Linked DNA regions of Homo sapiens: region 2 is linked to region 1. A link is a contact called in ENCODE Hi-C data. All regions are on one chromosome and are shown on one strand. The core of a region is the stretch at or near the end of the contact, and the rest is flanking DNA. Distances in the headings are between cores, read along the strand shown. Region 1 has its middle 40 kb from the start of RAD23B. Region 2 overlaps TMEM245 (transmembrane protein 245).

Region 1 (3,458 bases), core at 375-2,874:
GTATGTTTGGGCCAGGTGTGGTGGCTCACGTCTGTAATCCCAGAACTTTGGGAGGCCGAAGCGGGCGGATCACTTGAGGTCAGGAGTTCAAGACCAGTCTGGGCAACATGGTGAAACTCTGTCTCTACTAAAAATACAAAAATTAGCCAGGCATGGTGGCTCATGCCTGTAATCCCAGTTACTCAGGGGCTGAGGCAGAAGAATCGCTTGAACCTGGGAGGCAGAAGCTGCAGTGAGCCAAGATCATGCCACTGCATTCAGGCCTGGGTGACAGAGTGAGACCCTATCTCAAAAAATAAATACATGAATAAGTAAAAAGTATTTTTACCTCAAAATATTGTCATGTCTTTTATAGAAGAATAAGAAAAAAGATATTAAAATAATTAACAAATAGGGTCACAGTATACACACTGTTTTATAACTTAAAAAAACCTTTTAACAAATGGATCATTTTCAACATGTACATAAGTAGAGAGAAGTGTATAGTAAACTTTCAAACTTCCTCAATCTTGTTTCATCTATATCTTTACATTCTCCAATCAGCATAGTATTTTTTCTCTAAAATATAGAACTAAAAAAAAAACCATTATCACACTTAAAAATAATTATAAAAATTCCATAGTATAATTCAATAATTGGTCAGTGTTTACATTTCCTTAATATTCTGTATGTGTGCATGCTTAGACTTATGAGGGCAATGCAGTACATTGCAACTGGTTAATATGTTTCCTGGCTGGACATGGTAGTGTGCACCTATAGTCCCAGCTGCTTGGGAGGCTGAGGCAGGAGGATCACTTGAGATCAGGAAGTTGAGGCTGCAGTAAGCCATGATCACACTATGCACTCCAGCCTGGGCAACAGAGTGAGAACTTGTCTCCCCCATTAAAAAAAAAGTTTCATAAGTCTCTTTTAATCTGTAGGTTTTTCTGATATCTTCCTCTTTTCACTATTTATTGAAGATACAACTTTTAAAACAATATATCACAATTTCCTATCATTCTTCAAGACTTCATAATATTTCATTGTATGAATATTCCATAATTAAGTTTCATAGCCTTAGATTTTTGGATAATTTTCAATATTTTCGTAATATTCAATCTACTGCAATAAACACCCAGTACATACATCTTTCAAGACTTGCTTATTTCAAGAAAAACTAATAGACACAGAATTGCTGATTGAAAGAGAATCTCTCTCTTTCTCTATCTCAATCTCTCTCCCCCAGTGCTTTTTCCAATGATTTGCTTTACTTCTAAAGTAAGATATGAATTTGCCTCTGAATTTGATTTAAATTTAAATTCTCCAAATAGAAGATTTCTGCAATAAACACTGAAATCATTTCTTACTATACAGGTAGGATTCAGGATTTGGTAGCAGTTTCTCTTGTCACAGAAAGGTCAGGGAGAGATTTATGGCAAGATGACTGTTACAGGTGTTCATAGTCGCACAGCAGGTTAAACTGGAAAGCGTCATATGTCTTCCATGACTCACCCCTCTGGCTTGATGAGTCACTTTGACCTGAAAATGTAACTCTCTTTTACATGATTGATGAAAAACCCTGAGTATGTAAATAGAGTGCCTCAGGAAACGTGTTCATTCCTCCTTTGATGGCTGTGATCAATCTGTAAGGCCACAAGAAAGTCTACATCTCCGGGAGTGAATGTGAATGGTTGTTATTGCCACAGAAGATTCCACGACTTCCTTTGAAAGCCTCTCTGGAATCTAAAACATGATTGAGTGAATGGAAAGGTGGTGAGATCATGAAAAGTCATGAATTGATAATTATCAAAGCTGAGTGTTGGGTACATGTTGGTTCATTGTGCTATTCTCTCTAATTTGGGGTATGTTTGAAAATTCATGTCCATAATAAAAATTTAGAAAGTCTCTTGGAGCAATATGGCCAACCTATGGCCATGTGCCCCTGGATGGCTCTCCAGGTTCTAATTACAGCCCTTGAAGCAAGCACGAGTGAATAAGGTGTAACAATAAATTACTGTAATGGGGTGTTTTTAAAGTAATAAGAAGCCCTTGGAGAGATTTCAAATGATATTCCATGTGAGCATGTGCCACCATTCACTTTTATTTAGTGCAATAAACGAATCATGTAGGAATATTTTAGAAGAGAAATTATTGTGGCCCATTGTCAATGACGCTGGGAGATTCTGCCTAAGAATCTCCTTTGTCAAAGGGACCACTCTTGCATTGCAGTCTTAAAAAAAAAATTGTAATTGGAAAATTCTACTTTCTGTATAACCTGAAGCATAAAAGCTATTGAAAACAGCTATGGTGTACCAAACTGGGATTAGTGAGATAGCATCAGCCCTGATTATTATTATGTTTTTCTTTTCAACTTCTTTAGAAAGCCAGGGATGCCTGAGGACCTCAGACAATTGCATACAGTAAGCCAGTACCTAGAGAGGCTCTAGAAAATCAGGTACTTAAAATTTTAATGGTAGAATTAATCTTAGGTCCTGGAGGAAAAAAAATTTGGATATAAAAAATGCTTACAGTAGTTATACAGATATTTGACTTATTAGATGACTCCTCACAGTAGGCTCAAGACTAGGTGTTAAAAAGGCAAAGTCAAATCACTTAACTAGTCTCAGTGATGATTATGTAAAGAGAAGAGGGAAAATGCCATTTTACGAGTCAGCAACCACTAGCAAGCAGATGGCAGATGTTTTGTGTCCCCACGCCCTGACAATGAAACTAGAAAGCTATAACCGTTAATGAACATAATTTAAATCTTGATCATAAAAGACCTCATTTCATTTCATAAAATAATGAAGGTTTTATCCCTGCAAGGGATTCCTCATTCTACGCATAAGGAAGCAAAGAATGAATGAGATTTATAAACTCAAGGTTAGATTGAAATCATAGTTTTCTTCTGATTTATTACATGTTTCCCCCCTATTTTGGAGAGTTAGTTTGCCATTGTGACACTGGTTATAGAACAGATCCTTAATACTCAAGGTTTAACATTTGTAGTTCCACTCTATTTTCTTTCTTTCCTTCTCTCTCTCTGTCCCTTTCTCCCTTCTTTCTCCCTCTCTTTCTCTGTCTTTTCCCTTCCTTCCTTCCTCCCTCCCTCCCTCCCTTCCTCCCTCCCTTTTCTTTTTTCTTTTCTTTTTCTCTTTCTTTCTTTCTTTCTTTCTTCCTTCCTTCCTTCCTTTCTTTCTTTCTCTTTCTCTTCCTTCCTTCCTTCCTTCCTTCCTTCCTTCCTTCCTTTTCTTTCTTTCTCTTTCTTTCCTTCTTTCTTTTTCTTTCTTTCCTTTCTTTCTTTTCTTTTCTTTTCTTTCTTTCCCTTCCTTCCTTCCCTCCCTCCCTCTCTCCCTCCTTCTCTCCCTCCCTCTCTCTCTCTTTCTCTCTCTCTCTCTTCCTTCCTTTCTTTCTCTTTCTTTTCTTTTCTTTTCCTTTCTTTTCTTTCCCCACCTCCTGGTTCAAGTGATTCTCCTGGC
Region 2 (3,155 bases), core at 117-2,616, 1.9 Mb before region 1:
AAGAATTTCCTAAAGGTTAAAAATACTTCTTTTTCTGTTTATAAAGATACTACATAACCTTAGTAGAAAATTGAGCACCTGTAATAAAACATAAAGAAGCAGATTACTCCTTGAAATCTGCCATCTAGAGATAATATTTTAAAACATTTTTTGTTGAGTATATTTTCACCATTATAAATTTACACACGAATAAATTGACACTGTAGCACTGTATATTGATGTTCATCATACTGTTGAAAGTCTGACTAATTACTCAATTTTTGGAGATAGCATTATTTAAACAGTTCACTATAAAATGATATTTAAGTTCTCAATTTTTTATATTGTAAATGGCAAGTGAATATTTTTATATGTGTCTGCACAGTGTGCTTCTGTAAAACACTCCTAAAAGTAGAATTGGGGAGTATATTTTAAAATGGTTATTTTAAACTGGAATGAGGTAATCTGTGAGTTTCAGGTTGATAGATGAAAATACATGCTTCTTGTTAGACAATAAATTTCTCTTAAAAAATCTGAAGTATGCAGTCTCTTATTTTTTCTCTCCTTGCAAATGATACTAATTCCTTATGCATACAGATAAGAAACAAAAACTTCTTGGAGGTACTGTATAAATTGTGACCTCCAGTTCAGCTTCTTACTAAGGGTAGTACTTACTTTGTCATCTCTGTTCAACGTTTGCTCAAACACTTTTAGTAATGATTATTCCATTTGTAGATAGCTATAGTTTATTGGAAAAACCTGTCCTTTTACTGAGCTGTGTTATTTCCTAATTCCCACGTATTTCTGCTCTCAGAACCACAGAAAATCAAGTCTTATGCCTCTCCCAGATGACATTTTAAAAATTATTTGAAGATAGCTACAAAATCTTGATATTTCCTTCTCTTTTCTGAGCAAAACTTTTTTTTTCTTTTTCCCCTAGCTACATTTATATTATCATGTTGTGATTTCTATTTCCTTTCCCAGGCTGAATTTTGTTGTGTGGTTTGGTAGCGCAAAATTAATTGAAACAATCACTTTCCCTGATACGAGTATTGTACTTTTAGAAATAAGTGCTTCTACTAGTCATAGGCTGACTCATACTGAACTGAAAAGTGGTTCAGATGTTCTCTTTCCATTCCATACTTGTACAGTTGAGTTTTGAATCTCGAAGCAGAACTTTGCATTTCTTTTCATATAGTTTAATCTTGTTTGGATTAGCCCATTGTTCTGGCTTCAGGATATCTTTTTGAATCATGATAGATTATCTCAATATTTATTGACAACTCAGTTTTGTATAACTGATTTGTGTAAAATCAGTTTTTTCTGTTATTGTGCCTCTAGTCTTTCATCTAAGTGACTGACGTAATGTTTAATAGGGTGGGGCTAACTGACGTACCTCTGAAGACTATCCATTTACTGTGGATTTTTTTTTAATTTCAACAAGTTGTAGTTGTCTAAATTGACTGTTTTTATTTTCCCTTGTGAAAATCTGAGCAGCTTTTGCTTATCTTTAGTATTCTAGCACCATGCTTCTTTCTCCTTAAGATTAGAAAAGTGCACTCTGGAGCCAGATTCCTGGGTTCTAATCCTGCCTCTGTCATTTATTGGCTGTGGCCTTGGGCAAGTCACTTCTCTGAAATCTGGGTTTCTTTCATGTGTAAAATGAGGATCATAATAATATTATTTTGTGGGGTTATGAGGATCAAATGAGTTAGTATACATAAAGCATTAGAATAGGGCCTGGCACATAGGAGTGTTATATAAGTGTACTATTATTGTACTCAGATTTTTTTCTATGCTCTGCAATCAGATCTCAAATTCTTTGAATTCCCAGGGTTAATTGGTCTGGTCCAGCAAGACTGGACTTTTTGAAGCAGCTGTAGTCTCACTTCCCATGTCCTCATATTTTTGAGCTTCAAAGCTCTTTAATATTTCATCTGATAGAGTTACTTGAAGAAATATTTTAATGTCCTTTTTATTATAAAAGAATTAGTGCTTATTAAAGGCAGTCTGGAAAATACAGAAAAAAGTGAAAGGAAAAACAAAATTTTACCACCCAAATACAGCCACTAACTTCTTAGTACATTTTCTTTTCCTCCCACCATATAGTAGATGTAATCACAGCACAAGTATTTTTTGTATTTTACTTCTAACTTAATATGATATTGTGAGTTTTTAAACTATATAGTCTTTGTTTTTAAGAAGTGATTTTAATGGTTGCATAACATTTTATTGAGTGAATCGTAATCATTTCCCAGTTGTTGACCTTTTAGGTAATCACTTTTTTCACTGTTCTGAATCATACTCTGATGAGCTTCTTTATATTTAAAACTTTTTCAAAATTTATCATTATTTAGTAAGGATAAAGTCTGAAAGTTGAATTCTGAGGTTAGAAGCTATAAACATTTTTAAGATGCGAAGATTATTTGTATTGATAGATTTGACCAAAATAACGTAGGAGATAGTTTTTTTCTGTCTTTTTTAGTAATCCCATCAGTTCTTTTTTCTTCATGCTCTGAATTATATAGCTCGAAGTTTCTTTTTGTCTTAATTTGCTTTTTTTTTTGGCAAGGTTCATGTCATACTTGACTTTTAGCTTCTTGGTCTTATGTTAATTAAGGTCTTTGTGCTCAGATGTGTTCTGGATTATGTATTCCCTCTGTGTTTTATAAATGTTCTATTAAAATATGAGTTTCTGTGTAGGCTACGCTGGTTTCTTTTGATGCGTCTTAAGCTCTAGGGTCATTTAACTTTAGTGTAGGAAGAACTGAAGAGGGTATCCTGGCTGATTCTTCTGTTCTGAAGTCCTGCTGTTTGTTCCTCTAATAATATTTTTTTCAGGCACACTTCTTCAGCTGGTGCATCATAACTCTGGATTAGGTTCTAATCATTTGTTGCCTAGATTATTTCAGCAGGGTCACACTTCAGCTGGCTGCTTTCTTACTTTTACAGAGTTATTTCCCCAGTAACAAGCATATTTTATAAGCTGAAATAGAATCTTTTAACCTGATTCTTTTTGGAAAGCTTTCCTTTTCTTGTTTTTTTCTTTTCTTTCCGTTTCTTTTCTAAACATTGATCAACAGAGAAAACTGTAGGAATTCCATAAGATTAGATTCTTAATTTAAATCCATGGTTTATGCTTTGAATATTTTATCTCAAGCATTTTTGTGTATAAG

The links. A loop is a pair of places that touch in the nucleus more often than their neighbours do. Pooled maps may share reads with other maps.
Region 2: a loop to region 1 is called in a pooled map, with 10 times the contacts of the local background. The contact joins two enhancer-like sites. A Hi-C loop is called at or near these places in 4 of 50 pooled maps.

What each region holds. Positions count from the first base shown.
Region 1 is chr9:107,242,042-107,245,499 of GRCh38, reverse strand. No RefSeq gene overlaps it. Among named protein-coding and RNA genes, the nearest start is that of RAD23B, 40 kb to the left of the region's middle. RefSeq lists an enhancer at 777-1,976. Within about 2 kb of position 1,624, at least 6 of the 41 ENCODE cell types and tissues checked have a DNase peak (open chromatin) inside an H3K27ac peak, as active enhancers do.
Region 2 is chr9:109,108,827-109,111,981 of GRCh38, reverse strand. All of the region lies in intron 1 of TMEM245 (transmembrane protein 245), which reads left to right. Among named protein-coding and RNA genes, the nearest start is that of TMEM245, 9.5 kb to the left of the region's middle. Within about 2 kb of position 1,366, at least 7 of the 41 ENCODE cell types and tissues checked have a DNase peak (open chromatin) inside an H3K27ac peak, as active enhancers do.